Linked DNA regions of Homo sapiens: all the other regions are linked to region 4. The links are chromatin contacts, found by Hi-C or POLR2A ChIA-PET in ENCODE. All regions are on one chromosome and are shown on one strand. Each heading gives the region's core, a stretch centred on a gene start or an enhancer-like site at or near the end of the contact. The rest is flanking DNA. Distances are from core to core; before and after follow the strand shown.

Region 1 (3,052 bases), core at 299-2,798, 300 kb after region 4:
CGCATCCACCTTAAACATGGATCCCACTGCTGGCGTCTTAGAACTGGAGCGGTGTCTGCTAACCAGCCTGCTGGACCCTCTGTCTATAGGTACCGGGTGGTGACCTGCAAATCCAGCCTTGGAGAATGACCGTCCGAATCTGCAGCCTGACACCTCGCCACCTCGGCTTTGAAAATGGCAGTGTGTGGTATCCTGCACAGAGGAAGAATACCTGCTTATGTTGGATTTTTCGAAAATGAAAGCAAAAAATAATCACTGCTCCCTGAAGAGTCTTTGCAGCCAAGTCTCCGTCCAGCACACATCTTTTTTTAGCCCTTCTAGAAACTTCTGAAAATAGTAGCTTATCCTTGGGGGGAAAAAAATCAGACCTCTGTCAATCAGTGAGATGCTGGTGCATTTCATTTAAATGGCCCACTCCCTCCCACAACATCCCCCGGTTATAAATCATCTTTGAACAGAATGTAGCCATTTCTTGGCTCTTTAATCCATAAAACCTAAACCCTGAAATCCCCTTGGGGAGTGGAGGAGGCTGTGGGCTGAACTCCGAGGACACTTTTGTGGGGGTGGGGGAGATAGCAACCAAGTCATGCATGAGGTCAGCTTTCTGCCTCATAACCAGCAAGCCTCTCAATGCCATCCTCCCTCCTAGACCCCAAGGTTTGCTCCAAACCACCTCTGGATATTCGTCCCCAGGTAGAAGAAGAGAAGAGACTCTCAAGTGGCACTTTTGCAACTTGTCCCTTAAAAAAAAAAAAAAAAGAATCTGAAACAGCAAAATAGAAATCTCTCTTGTCCCCTGGCCTTCCAAGTCTGTCAACAGAATACCACAGCAGCACCAGCAGGAACGCACTTAGCACCAGCAAAATTTTAAGTGAAGCACCAGAGACACAAAAATCCCATTTCTCTTGACGTGACAGTGGGATCTAGCGATCGACCTAGGTAAGTACAGAGGGAGAGGCTAGGACGAGTCAAGAAATGGAGGCATCCCAGACTGCCCCTACACAATCGGTCCCAAGTCCTCACTTTTTTTTTCTATCATGCCTTTTGCACTGTTACCTCTTATTCCACCAGCATCTATCCCCAGGCAGTTGGCCGATGCTGGGGCTAATTCCCACCAGTCTTTGCAAATAGTTTCTAAGTACACAGCAGGCATCTCTCTTCTGGCGCCCCAGACATTACAGAATATCAAAGTTCACATCGCAAGGTGCAGAAAAGGAAGGCAACCACGTCCTCAACAAGGCATGCACTGATACGTAATATTCATATTTTCTTTTTTTATATATATAGAGCTGTATGTAAATAGCATTGGGGTGTCTGTTTCTGCAGCTGGATTTCCAAAGGGCTTCCCCAGTCCCATTCTGTGTTTCTACGATCGCTCCAGGCGCTGTCTTTACTCTCCACTTCCTTCTCGAAGTGCCAACCGCGGCCTTTCAAGCTCTGGGCTCCCCCTCTGGAAAACGGGAACCAGCTTTCTCCAAGGACACAGGGTTTTCACCAACCTGCAGAAATAAAGATTGGTATTTTGGTCAGTGCAGACAGCTGCTGGGGGTGACGTCAGTGCAGTGGGCCTCTGCACGCTCAGCCCCGGATGTCGGGAGGGGGAGGAGGGAGGGGAGAGCTACTGGATGCAAAGCTCTGGTTTTGGAGGAAGGATGCCTCAAAAGCTAGTCTTGGCACTCTTCCCCTTACCAGAATCTCTGTCTATGTAGCAGCCTTCCCCAAATAGACATTTGTGCGTGCACACACACTCCCCTCTCTGCTTTTAGACCTAGATATTTACATAGGCATCTTCAGAGATGTTTTTAAAAAGAAGAATCTAGAGACACATGAACTTTTTGCTTCTCCAAATTCAGAACAGGACCTTCCTCGATTCATTTCATAGACCCAGATTCAAGAGAGAGTTGTAGGGCAGTCTCTGTTCTCTTTTGTTTGTTTGTTCGTTCATTCATCCATTCACTTATTCCCAAGTATGCCAAGTGCCATACTAGGGGCTACAGGTTCAATGACGTAATTCTTGCCCCTTGAGGGGCTCAGAACCAACAGGGAGATGGGAAGAAGTGGATAATGACAGTCCCATGTAAAGAGCACATGCAGTCTGGGGAAACGTGGTCTATAGGAGCCCAGGGGAGGCAGCTCATAAGGGAGACAAAGCAGACTCCTCAGAGAGAGTGGCAGGCCCCTGCTGACTATTGAAGAGTGCCAGGAAACTAACCAGGATAAGAAAATGAGGCATCCTAGGCAGGGCAGAAAAAACAGCCCATACCCAGGAGCATCCACCACAGAATGCACAAAATGTGTGCACAAATGCTCATGGCAGAATTATCCATAATAGCAAAATACGGAAACAACCCAAATGTCCATCAACTGATGAATAAACAAAATGTGGTCTTTCCATACAATGGACTATTAGTCAGCCATCAAAAAGGAATGAAGTATTGATACGTGAAGATGGATGAACCTTGAAGGCATCATGCTAAGTCAAAGAAGCCAGACACAAAAGGACACATATTGTGTGATTCCATTTATATGAAATGTCCACAACAGGCAGATCTTCTGGGACAGAAAGGAGAATGGTGGTTGCCTAGGGCCGGGGCGGATAGGAGGAATTGGGGAGTGATACTCATGCGCATGGGGTTTCTTTCAGGGAAACGAAAATTTTCCAAAGTTGACTGTGAAGATGGCTGCAAAATTCTATGTATACTCCTCATCATTGACTTGTACACCTTAAAAAGGTAGGGTTTTTTGTTTGTTTGTTTGTTTGTTTGTTTGTTTGTTTGTTTTTGAGACAAGGTCTCGTTCTGTTGCCCAGGCTGGAGTGCAGTGGTACGATCTCAGCTCACTGCAACCTCTGCCTCCTGGGTTCAAGCAACCTCTGCCTCCTGCCTCAGCCTCCCAAGTAGCTGGGACTACAGGTGCATGCCATCATGCCCGGCTAAATTTTTGTATTTTTAGTAGAGACTGAGTTTTGCCATGTTGGCCAGACTGGTCTTGAACTCCTATCTTCAAGTGATCCACCCACCTCAGCCTCCCAAAGTGCTGTGATTACAGGCAT
Region 2 (2,755 bases), core at 131-2,630, 260 kb after region 4:
TACCAGCCTGGGCAACACAGGGGAGACCCCCTCTCTACAAAAAAAGTCTTTAAAAAATTATCTGGGGCATGGTGGCACACACCTGTGGTCCCAGCTACTCGTGGGGCTGAGAGGGGAGGCTCGCTTGAGCCCAGGAACTCAAGGCTGCAGTGAGCTGAGATCGCACCACTGCACTCCAGCCTGGGTGACAGTGAGGCCCTATCTCAAAAAAAAAAAAAAAATCCGCTTTTTCGTCTGCAAACCTGGGCTGGTAATATCCCTCCCAGCTTTGCCCTTAGTAACAGGCCCTGGCTCAGTGCCTGGTTCAGCACTGCCGTTCAGTAAATGTCATGTCCCTTCCTTCCTGTCGTTCCTGGCTGTGTATGTTGCTGGAGGTCTTCTGAGGAGTGGTGTGAGTGAGCAGTCTCTAAGCGATGGGAGAAATCTGCTGCTGGCAAGTGAGTTGTGAAGCCTCTAATAGGCTCTCACTGGACCCTCTTCAACTGGGTTTGATGGCGACCCTGTCGGAGAGAGAAGGGAGGGTGTATCGTCCACTGTCAACATTCGGAAGCCTTCCTCTTTTTCTGGGGAAGGTGGTGTCGAGTAATTGAAAGGCTCTGCTGTAGAGTCAAGTCACCTGGGTACAAGTCCCAGTTCTGCAGCAAGTAACTTGACCTCTCCGAGCCTTGTGTTCTCATCTGTAAAATGGTCCGTATAATTCCTCTACAGTGGTCTGTCATGTGGAACAGGACCCAGCATTGCGGGGGCACGCCGCAAGTGGGACCGTTACCACTGTTTACACCAGAGCAAGGAGGAACTGGGGTAAAGGTGCAGAGGTTTGGGGTACAGGTAAGGAGAAGAAAAAGGCTGTCAAAGGGCTCATTCACATCATGGAGGTCCGGGTTCCTGCGCCACCCTTCCCTACGTGGGTAATCTGGGGCAGATTCCTTTATCCCTCTGATCCCGTTTCTTCGTCTGTAAGACACAGCTCCACAACTTCCTTCACTCAGTGGCTGTGAAATCCTGCAGGCAAGCCGCGTCGCATGGCCCCTGACTTCAAGTTTAGGGGAGCTGATGAGGTCACTCCCTGCTGGACAAGGGGTCTTCGGGGTGAAATGTCCAAATAAGAGAGCGGGGAGTGGACGCGCAAAGATGCGTCAAAAGGATGGAAAAGGCAGCTTTGCCCTTCGCAAACTGAGATCTCCTTTGTCCGCGAAGGGCTAAGAGCCTCAGGCTCGGGGGCCTGGTACCGGCGCGGGACGCCCGGAGGCCAGACCCGGAGCCGGCGGCGCGCAGAGCGGGGCGGCCCGGGGCGCGGGGCTGTGACCTCATCGGCCGGCGCCGTCCCGCGGGGCCATGAGATCATGAGATGCCGGCGCTCGCCGAGGAGTCGATTTGTTGGGAGCGCGGGGACAGCCGGCCGCCCGACGCGGTGATCTCATCCGGGCCCGGGGGAGGAGGAGGCAGGCGGCCGGGCCAGCCCGCGCCGCCAGGAGGGGGATTAATGGCTGCCGCCGGGTGGTGACGTCACCGGCAGCACCCGTTGCCAGGCAACGCGCGGCCACCAGCCCCGCCCCGCTGGCCCCGCCTCCTACCTGCTGCGCTTCTTTCCATCCTGGCTCGCCCTTCTCTTGCCTTTTTTCCTTTTTCTTTTGTATTGAGGCATAACTTACATACTGTGGAGTGCCCTAATTATAAAGCTCAGTGGATTTTTACAAACATATGTAATCACTCAGATCAAAGTATCAACAAAGCTGTCCGACAGAAATATAAGAGTAGTCACACAGACGATTTTAAATGTTCTAGTAGTCACGTTAAACAACTAGAAAGGAACAGGTGACTTTAATTTTAATACTATATTTTATTTAGCCTAATGTGTCCAAAATATTATTTCAACATGTAATCAACATAAAATTTTTAATGAGATATTTTACCTTTTGTTGTTTTTCTAAGACTTTGAAATTCCTTGTTTCTTTTGCTTTTAAGGGATATTGTTTGTTTGTTTGTTTGTTTTTAAAGACAGTCTTACTGTGTCTCCCAGGCTGGAGTGTAGAAGTACGATCATGCTTACTGCAGCCTCGACTTCCCTGGGCTCAGGTCATCCTCCTGCCTCAGCCTCCCGAGTAGCTGGGTCTACAGGCGTGCGCCATCATGCCTGGCTAGTTTTTGTAGAGACAGGATTTCATTATGTTTCCCAGTCTGGTCTCGAATTCCTGGTCTCAAGGGGTCCTCCTGCCTCGGCCTCCCGTAGTTCTGGGTTTATAGGTGTGAGCCACCATGCCCAGCTATCCCTGTGTATTTTAGACTTTCAGTACATCTCAATTCAGAATAGCCACATTTCAAGTGCTCCATAGCGACATGTGACCAGTGGTTACTGGATTGGCTGTGGTGGATATGGAACATTTCCGGCATCTGGAAAGTTCCTGTGTCCTCACTTCCCCCACCAGGGGTACCCATTATTCTGAATTTTATCATCCTTCAGTTATCCTTCCCTCTCTACCCCCATAGCTTGTATCTTTTCTTTCTCTTTCTCCCACATCTTACTTTATCTCCTAAGGTCTCCTAGGGTCTCCCTTTCTCTGTTTCTCAGAGTGGCACAAAGCCACTCTGGAAAATCAGGCTGGATTTAAATCCCGGCTCCACCACTGTCTAGCAACTTCGAACAACATACCCTGCCTCTTTGAGCCTCTCTCTCCTCACCAGTTAACAGGGGCAAATAATTTCAGTGTCCATCTCCTGGGATTGTCAGAGTCTGGGGACAGCCTGCAGGTACTAA
Region 3 (3,153 bases), core at 203-2,702, 350 kb after region 4:
GGGCACCTGTAGTCCTAGCTACTCAGGAGGCTGAGGCAGGAGAATGGCGTGAACCCGGGAGGCGGAGCTTCCAGCGAGCCGAGATCGCGCCACTGCACTCCAGCCTGGGCAACAGAGCGAGACTCCGTCTCAAAAACAAAACAAACCAAACAAACAAACAAACAAAAAACCATTTATTGAGCATGTATTAATCACCAGTCTCAAAGCTAAGAGTTGCCAATCTAGAAGGGAAGGGATATATATATATACATAAAAATAAAATTACAAATTGTGTTATGTATTATGATGAGAAGTACAGGATGCTGTGAGAATGAGTAACAGGGATACCTGATGTTTCTTGAGTGGAGGTTGGAAGATTAAGTGAAATGTGAGTTGAGATATGAAAGATGTGTAGGAGTTAACCAAGTCAAGGTGGGGGGAAAAGTTCCCTGCTGAGGGAATATCAGGTGCAAAGAAAACATTTTTAAGTGGAACGCCATCGTATGTCATTTTCTTTCCCATCTTAAAGCCCTTGGATTTCCTTCTGGAAATCTCTCTCCTAAGATCTGACCTTCCCTTGGCTGGTTTCTCTTTCAGATTTTTAAAAAAAAATTTTTATTTCCACAGGTTATTGGGAACAGGTGGTATTTGGTTACATGAGTAAGTTCTTTAGTGGTGATTTGTGAGATTTTGGTGCACGCATCACCCGAGCAGTATACACTGAACCCAAGTTATAGTCTTTTATCCCTCCCCACCTTCCCACCCTCCCCTCGTCCCCCTCCCCTGTTCCAAAGTCCCATAAGTCATTCTTATGCTTTTGCATCCTCGTAGCTTAGCTCCCACTTATATGTGAGAACATACGATGTTTGGTTTTCCATTCCTGAGTTACTTCACTTAGAATAATAGTCTCCAATCCCATCCAGGTTGCTACGAATGCCATGAATTCATTCCTTTTTTATGGCTGAGTAGTATTCCACCATATGTATATATCAGTTTCTTTATCCACCTGTTGATTCTCTTTTAGATTTTAATTTAAATAACATCTTAAACAGACTTTCACTATCAATCCTTACTCCCCTTACCTTACCTTATTTTGTTTTCTTCCTAATACCTATCACTGATTTAAATGTTCATATTTCTTTGTTTAAAGTCTCCCTACTTAAACGCATGCTCCAAGACGTCAGAGTTTTTGTTTTGTTTTACAGATTTAAATGCTGAATTCTTGGTGCCTGGCATATAGTAGTTGCTGAATGAATGTTTGTTGAATGAAGGAACAATGCTTGGCGCAAAGTCAGAGCTTAGCAAAAGTGATAGGCAGCAGAGCTGACGGGCTGAGGGGCAGCTGCGTAAACCTCTGCTTTGGGCGCCACAAGCCACAAGCCGGACCACCACGTGCGTACAGGGGCAGCGCCGGGGGCGTGGCGGGGGCGTGGACGCCCACCCGGAACCCTAGAGCGGCGGCGGCAGCGGCTTCCGGCCGCGGCGGACACTTCCCTGGGCGGGACTGTCTCGTGGCACCCGGTGGAACCGAGGAGAACGTGGAGCGCCGGGAGCGGCGAATATGGACGACTACAGCCTGGATGAGTTCCGTCGGCGCTGGCAGGAGGAGCTGGCGCAGGCCCAGGCGCCGAAGAAGCGGCGACGGCCCGAGGCTGCCGAGAGGCGGGCTCGGCGGCCGGAGGTGGGCTCCGGGCGCGGCGAACAGGCCTCGGGGGACCCGGCGCTGGCCCAGCGTCTCCTGGAGGGCGCGGGGAGGCCCCCGGCGGCGCGGGCGACTCGGGCCGAGGGGCAGGACGTAGCGAGCCGCTCACGTTCTCCTCTGGCCCGCGAGGGCGCCGGGGGCGGGGAGCAGCTGGTGGACCAGCTCATCCGCGACCTGGTGAGTGGCCGTCGCCTCCCCCCCGCCCATGCCTGCGCCGGCCCCCGCCCCCAGGACAAACCCCTGCAGTGATTTGGAGAGTAACTGTGTGCCACTAGTTGCCCGAGAAAATGAGTAGACGCACAAACACCAATGTTTGTGCTTGCATAGGGGTCTTTCTGGAAGCAGCACTTCCCAACCAGGGCGATTTTGTTCCCCCAGATGTGGCAGTGTCTGCAGACATTTTTGGGTGCCTCATCGGGGTGTGTATGTGTGCATGTTACTGGGCATCTAGTGGGTAGAGGCCAGAGATGCTCCTGAACATCCTACAGTGTACAGGACACCACGCACAAAAAAATTATCCAGGACAAAATATCAGTAAGTGTGGGGTTGAGAAATCCTGCTCTTGAAGGCTACCTAAACTTTGAACAAAGGTTGCCTTTGAAAAGGAGGACCCAGATGATGGATAGGAAGTAATTTTACCTTTGTATACTGTTTGCACTATTTAATTTTTGTAACCGTGCACGTATTCAAAAAAATTATCTCAGAAAAAAAGGAAGAAGAGGAGGAAGAATCTCCTGGGCACTTTCATTAGGATAGAGTTTCTTATCTTTTTGTGGGGCGTGGATACCTTGGAGAATCTGGAGGAAGCTGGGGACCCTGTGTCCGTTAAAAATAATCCCCTTCAGAAAGTTGGGAAAATCAAGAACACCTGAAATGCATCCGTGGCTCCCAGGTTAAGAGGACAAGGCTCCAGGTTCTAATGGTTTGATTTAAATTAGGCCCAAAGGAAGTCCCTACAGCTTTACAATTGGGAACCCACTTTTTTTTTTCCTGTTTTTTTTTTTTTTTCTTTCTTTCTTTCTTTTCTGAGACAGGGTCTTGCTCTGTTGCCCAGGCTAGAGTGTACTGTTGCTCTCCCGGCCCACTGCAGCCTCAAACTGCCTGGCTCAAGCCATCCTCTTCCCTCAGCATCCCGCGTAGCTGGGACTACACGCATGCGCCACCACACTCAGCTAATTTTTTAAATTTTTTGGTAGAGACAAGGTCTCCCTGTATTGCCCAGTCTGGTCTCAAACTCCTGGGCCCAAGTGATCCTCCCAATTGAGAATCATTCTTTTTTTTTTTTTTTTTTTTTGAGACGGAGTCTCGCTCGCTCTGTCGCCCAGGCTGGAGTTGCAGTGGCGCGATCTCGGCTCACTGCAAGTTCCGCCTCCTAGGTTCACGCCATTCTCCTGCCTCAGCCTCCCCAGTAGCTGGGACTAACAGGCGCCCACCACCACGCCCGGCTAATTTCTTTTTGTATTTTTAGTAGA
Region 4 (3,179 bases), core at 2-2,501:
GGAGAGGATTGGGGAAGAAACACCTTCTATTTTTTTTTTTTTTTTTTTTTTTTAGAGACAGGGTCTTGCTCTGTCACCCAGGCTGCAGCCTGGACCTCTTGGGCTCAAGGGATCCTCCCACCTTAGCCTCCTGTGTAGCTGGGACCACAGGCGTGCACCGCCACACCCAGCTAATTTTTTTTATTTTTTTGCAGAGATGGGGTCTCTCTATGTTGCCCAGGCTGGCCTCAAACTCCTGGGCTCAAGTGATCCTCCCTTCTCGGCCTCCCAAAGTACTGGGATTACAGGGGTGAGCCACCTCACCTGTACAGCTTCTTTGGAGAATGGGCCTGGGCAGGTCAAACAGGGGCCACTCTACACCATCATGGCACAGCAAGAGCTGGGCTATGTAGGTTCAGTATTCTTTGTCATTTAATCCTTGTGACGACCTCGTGTCATCATTGCTGTTTTACAGATAAGGAACTGAGGCTCAGAGAGGTTCAGTGTCACAGCTAGCATTTCACTTACATATCACAGAGCAAAGGCTCTCTTTGTCCAGAGACAACGTGCCTTTAGGTGATAGAGCTAGGACTGGAACCCAAGTCTATCTGACTCAAAGTCCACACAGCTTGTCCCCCATCCCGCAGGGACCTCTCCACGCTAGTGAGCCCCACGAAACCCCCTCAGTGCTTCGTTCCAGTCTTTTACCTTCAAGCCCAGTCAGCGAGTTCTTTATTTCCACAAATGGTGCTATTAAACTAATGGCTTCGGGAGCTATAGGCTGGCCTCGGCACAGTTACACATCTCTCCACCCACCATGTTCTGGCTTCCAAATAAATACATTGGAAATTCCAGGAGCCGAAGCCCATTTGGAAACGTTTCCGGGCCACCATTTTGCTTTGGGATGGGCAAGAAGAGACACCCTAAACTTGAACTCCTGTCTGTGCAGCCTCCAGCCGGCCAGGCGCTAAATAAGGCCACGGCCCGTTTCCTCCTTCAAAAGTCCCTTGTAAAGGGCGATAGCAGACCCCATCAGGCAAAAAGCTGAGAAGCCAGGGTTGAAATAGAGGCCTCTTTCTGTTTGGTCAATCAGCAGCTGCAAAGGATGCGTAGGATGGAGCTAAATTTATTTGTTCCTTTCTTTCTCAGCAACAGCGACGAGGCCCGAGGTGCAGCTGTCTCGCCTCGCCTGTCTTTTGCAGGCACCGGCATGCACAGAAGATGGCTCTCCGGGAGGAAGATTCCTTTCCATTTTGTTCTCTCTCTGCCTCCGCAAGGCTCGCAGCCACCTCTCGGGAGTGCAGGGCCAGATCCTGTGCCAGCGGGTAGGAATATGTAGCTGCCTCCCAGCCCCAGGGTGGAAATCATGACCTTTGAGAAGCAGGCAAGCTGCACGGCATAGATACTCAGGCCTGGTGAAGGCAAAGTGGGGCCACACCCTAGAAAAACCACAAAAGTCCCCACAGCCTCTGCTTTCACTAGTCAGACCTGTGGGAAACTTGTAAGACACAGTCCATGTGATCGGCGGGTGGGGGCATGTTGGGAGGGGCCTTCCGAAGGCCACAGCCAGGCTGGCAGGGCAGAGTCCTTTCCAGAATTTATCTGTTTGCTTAAAGCCCAGCGGAGGGGCCACCTTCAGTCAACCCTCCAGCATACTGGTCCAAGTAGTTTTTTCAAAGTGCTTTGTGAGACTTTCAAAAGGTACCCATGGGGAGGGAAGTGAGAGGAGGAGGAGGGGACGGTGAAGAAACAGCTTCTTTATTTCTAGCCTTGCTTGAATGGCTTCTTGACGGTTACTGCTCCAGTTTTGCTGAGTCAGAAGAATCCCACAGCCGCTCACCGGAAACACAGCTGTTGGGCAAAAATAACCACAGAGCTGAGCATCATGCACCTTCCAGAAAAGATGGCAGAAAACCTCAAAACAAAAGAGAAATACAAAACAATAGGAGACACTGTCAAGAAAAAAAAAACAAAAACAAAAACCACCGCAGCTCACTAACCGATCCAAGCTGGTGGCGCTCTCCTGATCTCTCTCCACTCCCAGGCCCAGCAACGGCTCTGAAATAAAGCTAAGTTTGGCTATATATATATATATATATATATATATATATATATATATATATATATATATATGTATGTATATGTATATATATATATTTAGATAGAGTCTTCCTCTGTCGCCCAGGCTGGAATGCAGTGGCGCGCTCTCGGCTCGCTGCAACCTCTGCCTCCTGGGTTCAAGTGATTCTCCTGCCTCAGCCTTCCGACTAGCTGGGATTACAGGTGCGCCACCACGCCCAGCTAATTTTTGTATTTTTAGTAGAGACGAGGTTTCGCCATGTTGGCCAGGCTGGTCTCGAACTCCTGACCTCAAGTGATCCGCCCACCTCGGCCTCCCAAAGTCTTGGGATTACAGGTGTGAACCATCACATCTGGCCTACTTTTACACTGTAGTGGGTTTAATAGTGTCTCCCCAGTCACACCTCCACCAAAAAAAGAAAAGATATGTCCACAGTCTAATGTGCTGCAGCACCTGTGAATGTGACCTTAATGGAGAAAGGATCTTTGCAGGTGTAAATTAATTTTAGGATCTCAAGATTGAATCATCCTAGACTACCTGGGTGGACCTCAAATCCAATGACAGGTATCCTTATAAAAGGAAGGCAGATCCAGCTTGGGCAACATAGGGAGACCCTGTTTCTACAAATAGTTTAAAAAAAAAAAAAGGCTGGGCATAGTGGCTTACACCTCTAATCCCAGCACCTTGGGAGTCCAAGGTGGGCAGGTCACTTGAGGCCAGGAGTTCAAGACCAGCTTGCCCAATATGGCTTAACCCCATCTCTACTAAAACTACAAAAATTAGCTGGGCATGGTAGTGTATGCCTGTAGTCCCCGCTACTTGGGAGGCTGAGACACAAGAATCACTTGAATCCGGGAAGCAGAGGTTGCAGTGAGCTGAGATTGTGCCACTGTACTCCAGCTTGGGCAACAGAGCACGACTCCATCTCAGAAAAAAAGCTGTGGGGGACAGTGGTGTGTGCCTGTGGTCCCAGCTACTTGTGAGGCTGAGACAGGAGGATCTCTTGAGCCCAGAAGTTCGAGGCTGCAGTGAGCTATGATGGCACCACTGTACTCCAGCCTGGGTGACCAAGTGAGACCCTGTCTCAAAATAAAAAAAAAAAAGTGTGGCAGAGGTAGAT

The links. Hi-C counts contacts between places; a loop is a spot of excess contacts on that map. ChIA-PET counts read pairs that join two places held with the same protein, here RNA polymerase II (POLR2A). Pooled maps may share reads with other maps.
Region 1: a map of OCI-LY7 shows a loop between it and region 4 (9-fold over the local background). The contact joins the enhancer-like site here to the promoter of MAP1LC3B2 in region 4. A Hi-C loop is called at or near these places in 1 of 168 maps with a recorded cell type or tissue (OCI-LY7) and 4 of 50 pooled maps. POLR2A ChIA-PET finds 5 or more read pairs at or near these places in 1 of 52 experiments (CD8-positive, alpha-beta memory T cell).
Region 2: a map of CD4-positive, alpha-beta T cell shows a loop between it and region 4 (2.6-fold over the local background). The contact joins the enhancer-like site here to the promoter of MAP1LC3B2 in region 4. A Hi-C loop is called at or near these places in 2 of 168 maps with a recorded cell type or tissue (CD4-positive, alpha-beta T cell and naive thymus-derived CD4-positive, alpha-beta T cell), 1 of 37 single-sample maps with no recorded cell type and 10 of 50 pooled maps. POLR2A ChIA-PET finds 5 or more read pairs at or near these places in 1 of 52 experiments (OCI-LY7).
Region 3: a loop to region 4 is called in a pooled map, with 3 times the contacts of the local background. The contact joins the promoter of FBXW8 here to the promoter of MAP1LC3B2 in region 4. A Hi-C loop is called at or near these places in 1 of 168 maps with a recorded cell type or tissue (naive thymus-derived CD4-positive, alpha-beta T cell), 20 of 37 single-sample maps with no recorded cell type and 11 of 50 pooled maps.

What each region holds. Positions count from the first base shown.
Region 1 is chr12:116,859,968-116,863,019 of GRCh38, forward strand. HRK (harakiri, BCL2 interacting protein) reads right to left here. Exons shown (of 2, transcript NM_003806.4): 2 at 1-1,499. Among named protein-coding and RNA genes, the nearest start is that of HRK, 20 kb to the right of the region's middle. Within about 2 kb of position 1,549, at least 3 of the 41 ENCODE cell types and tissues checked have a DNase peak (open chromatin) inside an H3K27ac peak, as active enhancers do; they include OCI-LY7, where a contact is called at or near this core.
Region 2 is chr12:116,818,116-116,820,870 of GRCh38, forward strand. All of the region lies in intron 7 of RNFT2 (ring finger protein, transmembrane 2), which reads left to right. Among named protein-coding and RNA genes, the nearest start is that of HRK, 62 kb to the right of the region's middle. RefSeq lists an enhancer at 1,008-1,057 and a silencer at 1,258-1,617. Within about 2 kb of position 1,381, at least 40 of the 41 ENCODE cell types and tissues checked have a DNase peak (open chromatin) inside an H3K27ac peak, as active enhancers do; they include CD4-positive, alpha-beta T cell and OCI-LY7, where a contact is called at or near this core.
Region 3 is chr12:116,909,498-116,912,650 of GRCh38, forward strand. It overlaps FBXW8 (F-box and WD repeat domain containing 8), which reads left to right and starts at 1,453. Exons shown (of 11, transcript NM_153348.3): 1 at 1,453-1,858. The coding sequence starts at 1,541. RefSeq lists silencers at 1,281-1,500, 1,661-1,920.
Region 4 is chr12:116,558,130-116,561,308 of GRCh38, forward strand. It overlaps MAP1LC3B2 (microtubule associated protein 1 light chain 3 beta 2), which reads left to right and starts at 1,252. Exons shown (of 2, transcript NM_001085481.3): 1 at 1,252-1,304. RefSeq lists enhancers at 747-1,256, 1,096-1,435, 1,656-1,705, 1,746-1,845.